Regions from separate parts of the Homo sapiens genome. Here region 1 is linked to region 2. Evidence: chromatin contacts called from ENCODE Hi-C or POLR2A ChIA-PET data. All regions are on one chromosome and are shown on one strand. The core of a region is the stretch at or near the end of the contact, and the rest is flanking DNA. Distances in the headings are between cores, read along the strand shown.

What was found. Hi-C counts contacts between places; a loop is a spot of excess contacts on that map. ChIA-PET counts read pairs that join two places held with the same protein, here RNA polymerase II (POLR2A). Pooled maps may share reads with other maps.
Region 1: a map of naive thymus-derived CD4-positive, alpha-beta T cell shows a loop between it and region 2 (7-fold over the local background). The contact joins the promoter of NUDT4 here to the promoter of BTG1-DT in region 2. A Hi-C loop is called at or near these places in 1 of 168 maps with a recorded cell type or tissue (naive thymus-derived CD4-positive, alpha-beta T cell), 1 of 37 single-sample maps with no recorded cell type and 12 of 50 pooled maps. POLR2A ChIA-PET finds 5 or more read pairs at or near these places in 2 of 52 experiments (CD4-positive, alpha-beta T cell and activated naive CD8-positive, alpha-beta T cell).

What each region holds. Positions count from the first base shown.
Region 1 is chr12:93,374,341-93,381,337 of GRCh38, reverse strand. NUDT4 (nudix hydrolase 4) reads right to left here and starts at 3,413. Exons shown (of 5, transcript NM_019094.6): 1 at 2,917-3,413. The coding sequence starts at 3,015. It overlaps LOC643339 (a long non-coding RNA gene), which reads left to right and starts at 3,602. Exons shown (of 5, transcript NR_040096.1): 1 at 3,602-3,901. RefSeq lists silencers at 2,782-3,081, 3,302-3,641 and an enhancer at 2,878-3,817.
Region 2 is chr12:92,142,520-92,148,955 of GRCh38, reverse strand. It overlaps BTG1-DT (BTG1 divergent transcript), which reads right to left and starts at 2,871. Exons shown (of 3, transcript NR_135036.1): 1 at 2,713-2,871; 2 at 2,194-2,294. It overlaps BTG1 (BTG anti-proliferation factor 1), which reads left to right and starts at 3,110. Exons shown (of 2, transcript NM_001731.3): 1 at 3,110-3,568; 2 at 4,509-6,436. The coding sequence starts at 3,421. The coding sequence ends at 4,876. It overlaps LINC01619 (long intergenic non-protein coding RNA 1619), which reads left to right and starts at 6,125. Exons shown (of 5, transcript NR_132341.1): 1 at 6,125-6,349. RefSeq lists enhancers at 2,459-2,758, 3,593-4,129, 4,089-4,138, 4,399-4,448, 4,469-4,708 and a silencer at 3,349-3,668.

The sequences.
Region 1 (6,997 bases), core at 2,164-4,663, 1.2 Mb before region 2:
GCCCAGCGGCCAAAACTGAGGGTGCTTCCCCACAGAAATAACTAGCTGGGGAGGTAGGTCAAATAAACAAAACATTTAGAAACAAAGGACCAGAGCTCAAAAGGATCTGCCAGCTTCTGTGACCTTGGGATAGGTTACTTCTGCTACCTAATTTCTTCCTAAACAAATACTAATACTTATTTACCCTACAGAACAGAAAAAGATAAAATGGAAAATATTTAATATATAAAGCCACCTTAAAAGAATAACTCTGCTCTTAGAACAACCTTCTTTCCTAGAACAATCTGTTTTAAAGTAGAAACTTACTGAGAACTTCAGTACAGGAACAGCCAGATGGGAGCGCCACGTAGCTTTTTTGGGGTCAAATTGCAATTACTCTTTTACTTCCATTTGTACTCTATATAAACATTTCATCCTCAAACAAAACATACATTTAAATCTTCTAACCAGGATCTAGGTGTTTTTCATCCAGTAGAGGGAAACATTTCTCACCTATTAACTAGAGAGGTGGGCTCAAGCTGGTTTTCTAGACTGTCCTGGGAAGTCTGGCAATGCAATTTCAACAGAGTGAAGGCAAATTCATAGAGAAACAATAGAATCTCCAGGAAAGCTAACAGAGTTTATTCTGTAATAATCATGTAATAGATAAAGCCTCAACTACACACAATCACAGAAATGAAAATTCTGAAGAGCTAAACCAGATGTTAAAATTGGCTGTGCATTTCACTTAAGGAGAATTCTAGAGTCTTCCCTCAGATCATATCCTCTAACAAGATGACTCACTCTCTTCAATTCTCAACCTACAGGTTATCAGATTTACAAAGTTTTATACAATGGATTTTTCTAATACATTCTCCAAAACTTGCTCCCTACTTCACCTTACCTAATGACACGGGTCTCTTGACTCAACTAGAGGCTATGAATTTAGTATTTATTTCAGTAGAAATAATATCCAAGCATAAAAATAATCATTTATTTTTATTGCTAAAGTAATTCCTAAAGCTTCTATCAGTCTTTGCTTTACCATAAGCACAATAGAGATCATCATTTCAATTTCCATCACTCATATTTTCCCCTAGAGTCTAGTATTTTTACAAAGCCTGAATTCCAAGTTCACATTATGGCAACACTTCAGTCACCACTTTCAGATAGGCTTCCAAACTTAGCCTCACAAAAATCTCACTCACTCAACAAACAGAGCCCAACATCAGGAGTAAGGACTGGACCCTGAATCCTGACTCTACCACTTCCTAATTGTGTCATTTGGGAAGGTACTTATGCTCTGCAACTGTCTCCTCACCTATAAAATGGGAGTAACTTCACTACCTCCCAGTGTTAAAAGGATTAAATGTATAACAAGTTTTCTTCTGGCAGCGCCTGGCACATTGTAAGCACTCAATTAAGAATATCATTACACAATATTGAGGAAACCAGACAAGATCCTTGATCTATCTTGATCCCTTTTGGCTATCATTTCTTTTATATTTAAAGTTTACTACTTTGCCTCAACATGGCCCCTTTCCGCTAAGGCTTTATCTTTTTTACAGAACACACTTAATGCTTGTTGACTTGTTCATTTTGTAAAAGTTAATAACCTTTCCCTTTGCAGTTTCTAGCTCTCCTAAGCAGACCCATCTCAAAGGCTGGGGCCGTATTTCTCTGCACACTCGTTTGGGATTCAAGTCTAATACGTAAAGGTTATGAGTGAGCACAGAGCAACCCATTTAAAGGGCTTGGTTTCTTTTCAAAAAAAAATAAAGGCAAAACAAGGGTTTGAAGGGCAAATTTCGAGAACTTTTCGTTAACATAACAAGAACTAAGCCACTGAGTGTATTCTGTGTCATATTCATCACAACTACAGGGACTAGCAGTAAGGAAGCCATTAAATTCCCATCTCCAGCCTTAGCCTAGTATTTTATACACGGTTGGTTATGAAAGCAGAACTCAGAATGTTAATTTTTTTCACCTATGTAATTTATCTTAAGAGTGGCAATACCAAAAGGCTACTATTGCCCTAAGCAAACTTCAACAGTTAGCCATTTTAAATAAATACTACTGAATTAAGTAAAAATCGCTCTCCAGGGAAACCCCAAGGGTCTCATTCTCAGCCCAATGCAGATGGGTAAATTATCCAAGAACGACTGCTCTGAGAACGAGAAAGGCTACTCCTTTCCAGATGTCAAGCCAGACAGCAAAGAACCCTTTATACATAAGCTGAGAGCTGGAGATTACTGTCTGAAAATGGCAGCTTTGCCCATCTCTAGTCCATCGTCTCCCTTTTGGCATTATTCCACATTTTTCACTAACCATTTTTCTGCAGTCAGAAAACTTTAAGAAGGGAAGGCCGTTTTAAAAATGAGGCATAATTATGCCAACAGCTTGCGGGTTCATGGACCCACAAGAATTGCCAAGACTAGACTCAATTCCAAGCACGAGGACTGTCTGTTACTCCACAAACATGCTTAGATCGAATCCGAGACCGCAAACGGCTGTAACATGGAAGGAAAATATGTAAAAGAGGCACAAGGGCTCTGCTGCAACACTCACGCCATTTCCACCCTCCTCTCGCTGAGCACTCGAGGTTTATCCGGCTTTCAACTCAATTCGCACGTTAAGATGGTGACTCCCGCTAGGCGAGACTTACGCGGCCCGGGACCTTCCCGGGGACCAGGCGCCTTCTCGAGTGCCCAGATGGAGAAACTGGGGCTGGGCGAGCCCCCTTTGTCTCATCTATCAGCCCAGAGAAAGGAAGGAAGAAGTGAGGGAGGAAAGGAGTGAGGGAGGAAAGGAGGGAGGGAGGAAGGGGGCTAATCCCTCCCAGCCCCGCAGCCTGCGCAGGGGCGGGGAGCGAGGGGAAGCACCCGGGCCCTAGACCCCGGCGCCCCGGAGGGCAGCGTGCGGCGCCGGGCGCCCTACCTCGTCCTCCTGCTCGCTCCGGAAGCACAGGCACGCCGCCCGCTTCTTGAAGCCCTCGCGGTCGTAGGTCCGCGTCTGGTTGGGCTTGAACTTCATCATAGAGGCGGGCTCCTGCTGCTGCTGCTGCTGCTCCGGCCGCCGCCGTGGGGGCCCGGCCGCCGCCACCCCGCCGGGGAGTGGGGGCGAGGGCGAGTCGGGCGCAGGAGCGCCCGGGAGCGCTAGTCGGTGCGGGAGGTGCGGCGAGGCCGGTCAGTCCCGGGGCCGGCGGCCGCTCCGACGCGGGCGGGACGGGACGCTAGCGCGGGTCACTGGAACCAGGGTGCCGAGATGAAAGCTCCGCCTCTGCCCAGTTGTCCGCCGCTCTCCATGGAGCCCGACTCCCGCTCGCCTCCGCTCCCTCCGGCCGTAGCCGCCAGGGGAAGGGCGGCTAGAGGCGCGCGCCACGCGGAGACAGTTGCGAAGACCCGCTCCCACTGAGCAGCAGCACCGCGGCGACCGCGCGCCGCCCCCTCTGCTCTGTTTAAATGAAGCCCACATGCGCCCCGCCTCCCCCGCGCGCCACTGCGCCTGCGTGCAGAGACCATTGCAATGGGGTGGGTGGGTAGGTGTGGCGGGGGAGGTAGGGGCGGGACCTCGGCCGCCCGGTGGGCGGGGCCGCGCGCACTCCCGGGCTGGAGTTCGGCGAGGCCTTGGGACTGGCGCTGGAGCCCAGCGTGGGATGACCGTGCCCCGAAAACATGCCAGTGAATGGAAAGAAGCCAAGGTCCCCTCCCTCCCTGCTTATACCCTCAACTTTGCCAATGAGGACCCTAAATACCAGCTGCACTACAGGGGATGTAACTACATACACCGTCACCAAAGTTGCAGCCTGGCCAAGAAATGCCAGGGGACGTCGCGGCGATTGCAGACTCCGCGGTGACTGTGTAGATACGTCCAGAATTCGCCCTTGTAGCGCGGGGAGAGGCGAGAGTGAAGGCCTAGAAAAGTTAAGACGTTAACTGTTTTTTTTTTCTTTGTTTTCACAAATGGGGGGTAGGCAAATTTCCTTTTTTTTTTTTTGTATTTAAATTTTTAATCTTTGGTTGGGGATGGCTTGTATTATTTAAAGAGTCAACTCTAGCTTAAACGTTTCTTTGAAGCTGTCTATAACATCCCCCACTTTGTGCCACCTTCCGGAAAGTATTAATACTGGCAATGGCTAATAGTTGCGAAATGGTTTTCATGTGGATCTCATGCTAAGTAACAGCGCAGCTGGATGCTGGGGCCACAGCACTAAAATATAATGGGATTTCTGCTATCTGGGAGCTTACAGTACCTTGGGGACTTGGAACAAACAACCTCTACACTTCAGAGTGTTAGAAGGGCTAAGATAGGAGCCAGGAGGCCTGATCTTAAGGTAGCTCGAGAAACCCAAACTCAGGCCATTCTGCCCTTCCACAGAGGCCCAGGTTGCTTGGGTCCTGACTTGGTTGGTTGGTTTTTCACCCCTTGAGGGCCTATTGTGTGTCAGGCACTGGCATCTAACAAAACCAGTCAGCCCCTGCCTCTCCAGGAGCGTAGGCACCTGAGAGCACACCGTCAAATATTAAATGATCACACGTGTACACGTAAAACTACAAATGTAATGGGCTCTAAGGTTTCAGACAAAGATTTGACCAGATCTGCAGTCAGAAAAAGATTATTGGGGCAGCAAGGCAGGAGCTGAGGGCTGAAGGAGGAGGAGCTAAATTGACCAAGAGCTTTCAAGGCAAAGGGAACTGGGATTTCTGCAGAGCCCAAAGTGGGAGGGAGTGAGGAGAGTTCTCAGAAATGAAAGAAAAGGCCAGTGTGGCTGCAGAGCGGAGGCAAGCTGGTTCCGCCTCTGGCAGAGGGGCCTGTGAGGCCTGACTGAGAGGCTGGGGACCACTGGAGAGCTCAGAGCAGGCACTGGTCTTTCTAGTCTCCAACCTCCTTTAGATTTGGGACTGCTGCATCTAACTCATCTTGTTACTCCCAGAGCCCAGCAGATGTAAGTTTGTAGAATGGGTTAGTGTTGAATAAATAATTTAAGGAATGAGGCTTCACCACAATTAGAAATCTTATCAAGACTGCGCAGAGATGTTTTCCAAGCCATTGATTTCTTATTGAAGGCACTTGAAATTTAACTATGTCCAGGATTTACAAACACAGGCAGAAAACATCTAGCTGGGGAGTCCGCTATGGCTAATATGTGATTATTATTTTTGGATAATTGGTTCACATCAATAAAGTTATTAATCCTGGCTTGGTTGCACAGGCTAGAGTGCAATGGTGCTGTTTCAGCTCACTGCAGCCTCCATTTCCCAGGCTCAAGGGATTCTCCGGCCTCAGCCTCCTGAGTACCTGTAACCACCACAGTTGCATGCCACCATGCCTGGTTAATTTGTGGATTTTTTTAGTAGAGGTGGAGTTTCACCATGTTGCCCAGGCTGGTCTCGAACTCCTGAGCTCAGGCGATCTGCCCACCTCAGCCTCCCAACGTGCTGGGATTACAGGCGTGAGCCACTGCACCCTCCTCACTATGGTCTTTTTTATTTTTTACTTTTATTTGTTTTATTGTGGCCTTTTAAATGACAAAGAGATTCCATTTCCTTTGTTTAAAACCCTTCAAAGTTCTGGTTTCTAGTTGTTGCTCAATAAATACTAGTTGGCTGAATATTTGTTCACTCAAGTCTTTCCCATTTATTAATTACATGAGGGAAGTCATGAATCAGAATTAACTGAGAAAAAAAAGGGAAGATGCTTAGAACCAAATCACGGAAGGGAGGAAAAACAGCAACACCAAGGCAGTGAGTGTGAGCTACTTGCTTCAGCTTCTTGGCCACTGGACTTAGTTTAAAAATCTTGGCTTCAGGTCTCACATGTACCAATTGCGCCCTCTCTCTCTCTCTCTCTCTCTCTCTCTCTCTCTCTCTCTCTATATATATATATATATATATATGAATGTTATATATATTAGTTATATATATATATAAAACTAATTACTACTATTTATATTTGCTTCACCTCTGAGCCTTGTCTTTTCTCACCTCTTAATTGAGTATAATATGATTTATGGTATCTTGCACAAGGCTTAACTAACATACCAGAGTGAGTCTGAAAGTGCTTTGAAACTGTAAAACATTTAGAGAAACATAAGATGTTATTAACAAGGAAATTTCCATTGGAGATCTCTCCTCCCTGTCTTCCTTTTCCTCAAAGCGTGGAAGAGTAATTGAGAGGGCTATGGATTTTAACACTGTGGAGGAAAGGATCTTAGATTCTGCAATGAATTAAACTGAAGAATGCTTTCATAATATAAATAACCACCTCTCTCCCATACTTATTTATTTGGTTGGTTTTTGCAATTATTGGGGAGAGATCTAACAGAAAAGAAAACTTGTCTGACTAAAATGAGAGAATAGGCTGGGCGTGGTGGCTCATGCCTGTAATCTCAGCAATTTGGGAGGCCGAGGCAGGTGGATCACCTCAGGTCAGGAGTTCGAGACCAGCCTGGCCAACATGGTGAAACCCCATCTCTACTAAAAATACAAAAATCAGCTGGGCGTGGGGGCGTGTGCCTGGAATCCCAGGTACTGAGGAGGCTGAAGCAGGAGAATCGCTCGAACCAGGAGCCGGAGGTTGCAGTGAGCCGAGATTGCACCACTGCACTCTAACCTGGGCCACAGAGAGAGACTCCGTCTCAAAATAAATAAATAAATAAATAAATAAATAGCAAAAGGCCAAATTACAATGCTAGGTGTTCATTTTCCTATGTCAGTTCCTCAGCATCAGGGTGCACTGCCCCAGCTCAGAGCTCCCTGCTTAGTATTTAACACATAATATGCATCTGAAACATGCTTAGGCACTTTTCAAAGTTTAGATCATATCTAGCCAGATCACGCTTGAGATAGACACAGGCTTGTTTTTCCTCCTCAGGTCCAGTAAGGACTGGGCTACACTGGCTGGTTCACTTGGGGATCAGAGTCCAATTTCAGATTAATCTTTGTTTAGTTCACTTACCACAATATTGTCTTACCCAGAACTTACTATATACAGAGTTATTTCTTATGCTATTTTCATC
Region 2 (6,436 bases), core at 1,622-4,121:
TAAGTGCCCTGTCTCTATTTGCCATTAACACTCTCTCAAGAACTCTCACTTGACTCTGTACTTATTGGTTAAGTTGTGAGTTTTCTAGACACCTAGCACTCTATCTGGAAGTAGGTGCGTAATAAGCACAACTTTAGTGACTGCAGCTAGCTGACTAGCAACAGGCAGGTTGCCTCTGGCTCAGTCTGGAAGGCCCTGGCCCTAATGTGCCTTCAGGGAAAGGGCGGGTCCAACTGGGGAAACAATATCTAATATTTGTGCTTTTATTTGTCAACTTATTTTAAAACCCAGGTTCATTTTTTGAATTTGTTTTGACAGCATTCCTAAGATTTTTAATACTTTGATTAGAAATGTTCTAAGTTTTAGAAATTAATTAGACAGGCCAGGCGTGGTGGCCCACGCCTGTAATCCCTAAACTTTGAGAGGCCGAGGCGGGTGGATCACCTGAGATCAGGAGTTTGAGACCAGCCTGGCCAACATGGTGAAACCCCATCTCTACTAAAAATACAAAATTTAGCCAGGCGTGGTGGTGCATGCCTGTAATCCCAGCTACTCGGGAGGCTGAGGCAGGAGAATCACTTAAACCTGGGAGTCGGTGGCTGCAGTGAGCCAAGATCGCGCCACTGCACTCCAGCCTGGGTGACTGAGCGAGACTCTATCTCAAAAAAAAAAAAAAAAAATTTCATAAATTACTATCAAATTGCATGATAATAATAAAGTACTTGGGAGAGCCTTGGTAAACTTAGCACAACAACACAGAAAGCACCTTTGTAATTCAAAAGCTGTCCAGAAATACCTGCTTGTTTCCCAGATGGGAAGGGCCTGACTAAACTTCCAGAAAATGTGACTAAACATATATATGTCAGGAATTGAAAACTATTAGCAATGAACATTATGTACCATCTAAGGCTTACGTTTAAGACTAATGTTTATTTCCAGTTTTTTTCTGAGTACTCTGTAGATTCCCAAGTTAAAAATTACTGTAGTTTCTCAAATCAGTTTGTCTCCTAATGGGATGATTTAAGGTGGGAAACACACATATATAATTTGAAAAACTCAGTGCGGGAAGTAACTCTCCCTGAGTCTATGGGTTAAACTTTCTGTTAACCCTGTTCAACTGGTTTTATAAGGCTTTCAGAAGGGGTCCTGCTGCTGCTAGTGCAGGCAGTTAAAAATAGTATGGAGAACAAGGGCTTGGGGGAAGTCTGAGTCCAATCCTAGCATTTTGTTGATTTAATATTTCTGTTTTTTAGATGAGACAATTTAAGCACATGACCGAGAGGCCAAGTTGGAGACCAGGTTTAGAAGAGAAAAACTTTCACTTGACTCCTAATTTGTACTCAGTGACACATTAACGACAATGTAAGTGAAAGCAGGGAACTAAGGGTGGGTCAGGTTAGGTGGGAGACCAGGAGTTGTTATTCTAGTGTTATGGTAATTTCATGAATTTACTTTTGCTTCTCGATCTTCTTTTTGAGTAGTAAAAGAGGTTTCATGCCTCCAGTGAAATTACTATTTTTAAGCAGAGTTCTATCTGAAAAGTTCTATAAGAAAAAAAAAAACCACTCTTTAATTTTTTCACATGTAACTACTTAGTTATGTGTACTAATGAAAAAATAATCTAGAAGTTATTTTTTCAAATCGAGTTTTACATATTTTTTAAACAATAAAACGTTTTCTCCTGTTTTATAATGTCATTATTTTTGCTTCATTTCTATATCCTTTAGCTCAGTATTAAAAAGAAAAAAAAAACACTCAAAGTGGTGTGTTTTGCAATATTGATGATCAACTAAGGTCGGGATATTTATTTCCATCTGGTAGAGTTCAACTTCTGCCTCCTGTTTGCTTTCTCCATCTGCCTGCCTCCCTTCATCTTTCTTTTTTTCTTTTCCCCCTTCTCCTTAATGGAGTTGGGGTTAACCCTGTCTTAGGCCTAATCGTTTTAGCAGGCTCCCGCCTTCCTGTTACACTGGTTTTTAAGGTTGTTTTTTTTTTTTTTTGGTAGGGTTTCAAATAAACTTGAATGTCTACACTTAATACTTTCACAAGCTTCAAATTCTTTTTATTTTATTTTTATAAAGAGCAGGACTCAGGCTAGGACGGCATTTGGACTAGGTAAAAAAGAAAATCTTCAGTTTTGTGCACACAAGTTTTAAAATACATTGTACAGATTTTTTTTTTTTGGATACACACCACTCTTTACAGGATCCGCGTTATATCTGCTTTCAGTAACTGGCTCTCCTGTCCGCATCCAGTAAGGTTTCCACTCTTCTCTCCGTTGACTGCTGAAGTTACTGAAACAGCAACCACAAATGGCCTTACTAACCTACTTATTTTGCAATTAAACTTTTAAAAGATATCCCCCTACTCCTCCCCTAGGGTGGAACAGAAATGGCTCCGCGGCGTTGGCAGCTCGTCTGCGAGGGGACCCTGGCTCCCCGAGGCTGCAGTCCTTTTTCTTGGACAGAACGCCCCGCAGGACCGTTCCCTCCACTTTCCCCCGCACTAAGGCAGCGCACCGCCAGCACACACAGCGCTGGCGCCCGCATCGCGCCGCACCACACGCGTCTCCGGCTTGAGGAGCCAGTCACCGAGACCCGGAGCGGGAACGAGATGTAAACACGGAGTGGGGACATGCAGCCCGATCTGAGAAGGCGGCGTGAAGAGTAGACACAGCCTGCGCCAGGCGGTTCTTATTTACCCAGCACTTACACTCCAGGGCAAGCGGGCCCAGGCAGCGCACTCTTGGAGAAGGATGCACTGGCGCAGAGCCTGGACCTGCTGAAGCGGGAAGGAGGAGCTAGGGCTGGGGGCGGAGCTTTCACACGCGCACCCTCTGTTCCCTCCCTCCCTCCCTCGACACAAGCAACTGGGTCTCCAGCCGCCACTCCGGGTTTATTTGTTTACAAGCGGATTACGTCAGCTCCTCCCTCTCTTCCCTATCTCTGGACCCGCCTCCTGAACTCTTTTCCCGCCCCTTTCGGCTCCGAACCGGCTTGCGTCACAATGGTGCGATATTCGGATTGGCTGGAGTCGGCCATCACGCTCCAGCTACGCCACTTCCTTTTCGTGGCACTATAAAGGGTGCTGCACGGCGCTTGCATCTCTTCGCCTCTCGGAGCTGGAAATGCAGCTATTGAGATCTTCGAATGCTGCGGAGCTGGAGGCGGAGGCAGCTGGGGAGGTCCGAGCGATGTGACCAGGCCGCCATCGCTCGTCTCTTCCTCTCTCCTGCCGCCTCCTGTCTCGAAAATAACTTTTTTAGTCTAAAGAAAGAAAGACAAAAGTAGTCGTCCGCCCCTCACGCCCTCTCTTCCTCTCAGCCTTCCGCCCGGTGAGGAAGCCCGGGGTGGCTGCTCCGCCGTCGGGGCCGCGCCGCCGAGCCCCAGCCGCCCCGGGCCGCCCCCGCACGCCGCCCCCATGCATCCCTTCTACACCCGGGCCGCCACCATGATAGGCGAGATCGCCGCCGCCGTGTCCTTCATCTCCAAGTTTCTCCGCACCAAGGGGCTCACGAGCGAGCGACAGCTGCAGACCTTCAGCCAGAGCCTGCAGGAGCTGCTGGCAGGTGAGCAGGGCGAGGGCGTCGGAGGGACGCGGGCCCCACATCCCTGGGTCAGAGTCCGGCCGTCGGGGCTGCGGGAACCTCGGCAGCGCCCCGGGGCCGGTCGCGCTTGGGCCCCGCCGCGGGACCGGTGTGGTTGCGCTGGGTGGCCGCTAACAGCGGTTCCCCGCGAGGCTTTAGGGGCTGGACGGAGGGCGCCCCCTTCCCCCCAGCTGGCAAAACGGAGAGGAGAAGACAACACGCACAACAAAGAAACTTAAGCCCACCGAGGCGGGAGCTGCGGTCCGAGGACCGTCGGCGGATTTGGGGACAAAGGAGCCGTGGGGCTGGGGTGGGTTCGACGTCCCCTTTCCTCAGCCCCCTCCAACCGTTGCGTGGTCGGCGGCCCAGCCCCGGGGTGGGAAGCTGCGCCGCTGCCCCGGAGCCAGCTCAGAACGGACGTGCCGTCTCCCCGCGCCTCCTGCCCCTGCCCATTAATCATCGGATTTGTCACCGGCACAATTAACAGCCCTGCCCAGAGCGTGGTTTAGGGTTGCTTGTTTTTCTTCCCTTCGGGGTTAACAGTCCGGTGGCGCTTCTCATCTCCAAAGCCATCAACTCCATTGTGTGCATCTGGGGTGGGGTGGAGAAAGTAAACAGTTTCTCGCCTGGCCATAGGTGCCAGTGGCTTCCCGACTGGCCGAGGCTGCGCGCCTGATTCCTGTTTTGGCGGCTCAACCGGTTGGTTCCTGGAGATTGTTTTGTCCGGTACTACTGTGTTATTTCTAAAACCCTGCCCGCTTTTTCCATCCCCGCACATGCACAACAACGGATGCAATCCTGGACATTTTAAAAAGTTGATAGTTTTCATTTTCGCTCCTCAAAGGAGCCTGGGGTAGGAGGAATCCGCAGTGGGAGCTAACGATCCTAAGCGTTGTTTCTCTGTTCTTCTTTTCTTCTATAGAACATTATAAACATCACTGGTTCCCAGAAAAGCCATGCAAGGGATCGGGTTACCGTTGTATTCGCATCAACCATAAAATGGATCCTCTGATTGGACAGGCAGCACAGCGGATTGGACTGAGCAGTCAGGAGCTGTTCAGGCTTCTCCCAAGTGAACTCACACTCTGGGTTGACCCCTATGAAGTGTCCTACAGAATTGGAGAGGATGGCTCCATCTGTGTGCTGTATGAAGCCTCACCAGCAGGAGGTAGCACTCAAAACAGCACCAACGTGCAAATGGTAGACAGCCGAATCAGCTGTAAGGAGGAACTTCTCTTGGGCAGAACGAGCCCTTCCAAAAACTACAATATGATGACTGTATCAGGTTAAGATATAGTCTGTGGATGGATCATCTGATGATGATGGATAAATTTGATTTTTGCTTTGGGTGGGCTCCTCTTGGGGATGGATTATGGAATTTAAACCATGTCACAGCTGTGAAGATCTGGCACAAGATAGAATGGTAAAAAAAAAAAAAATTTTAAGTGACAGTGCCATAGTTTGGACAGTACCTTTCAATGATTAATTTTAATAGCCTGTGAGTCCAAGTAAATGATCACTTTATTTGCTAGGGAGGGAAGTCCTAGGGTGGTTTCAGTTTCTCCCAGACATACCTAAATTTTTACATCAATCCTTTTAAAGAAAATCTGTATTTCAAAGAATCTTTCTCTGCAGTAAATCTCGCAGGGGAATTTGCACTATTACACTTGAAAGTTGTTATTGTTAACCTTTTCGGCAGCTTTTAATAGGAAAGTTAAACGTTTTAAACATGGTAGTACTGGAAATTTTACAAGACTTTTACCTAGCACTTAAATATGTATAAATGTACATAAAGACAAACTAGTAAGCATGACCTGGGGAAATGGTCAGACCTTGTATTGTGTTTTTGGCCTTGAAAGTAGCAAGTGACCAGAATCTGCCATGGCAACAGGCTTTAAAAAAGACCCTTAAAAAGACACTGTCTCAACTGTGGTGTTAGCACCAGCCAGCTCTCTGTACATTTGCTAGCTTGTAGTTTTCTAAGACTGAGTAAACTTCTTATTTTTAGAAAGTGGAGGTCTGGTTTGTAACTTTCCTTGTACTTAATTGGGTAAAAGTCTTTTCCACAAACCACCATCTATTTTGTGAACTTTGTTAGTCATCTTTTATTTGGTAAATTATGAACTGGTGTAAATTTGTACAGTTCATGTATATTGATTGTGGCAAAGTTGTACAGATTTCTATATTTTGGATGAGAAATTTTTCTTCTCTCTATAATAAATCGTTTCTTATCTTGGCATTTTAATCAATCTCTTGTCATGATTATAGAGGTTTAGCTAAAAGTATTTTTTCTTAGAAGACAGGTTCTATAAACTGAATCTCTGTTGCACACTGGTCATGCTGGAAAAACATTTGATGAGGAATGAAGATGCTCTGTATATACATGTTTAGGTTTTACAGGAAACACAGGAGTAGCATGTTTTAAAAATTTCTAAAGTCAAAACATGGACACATTCACAGGCTAATGATCTCATGAAATAAGGATAAGAGACCACGGTAGCATCTACCAAAAATGTGATACTCAAAGGATTACATTTCATTGCTTCCCTGTTGAAGTGAAGATATAAATGTTCCATTCTGACCCACCTTTGAAAAACAATTACTTTGCCCCATGGATTCTTTGTTCAATTAGAAATTTCCCCGGGGCAGGTGACCCATAGTCTTAAAGAACAGGCTAAACACCACAGAGAGATTGGTTGCTTTTTGCTTTTCATCACCTGCAAGATGTACATAAAAATCACATAAGCTGGAATTCAACAAAAGGTATGTTTATGAACTTTTATTCTCAAAAGTTGAAATGCTGACTTTCTCGATTCCTCATTTTCAGACTTTTATTTCAGATAAATACTA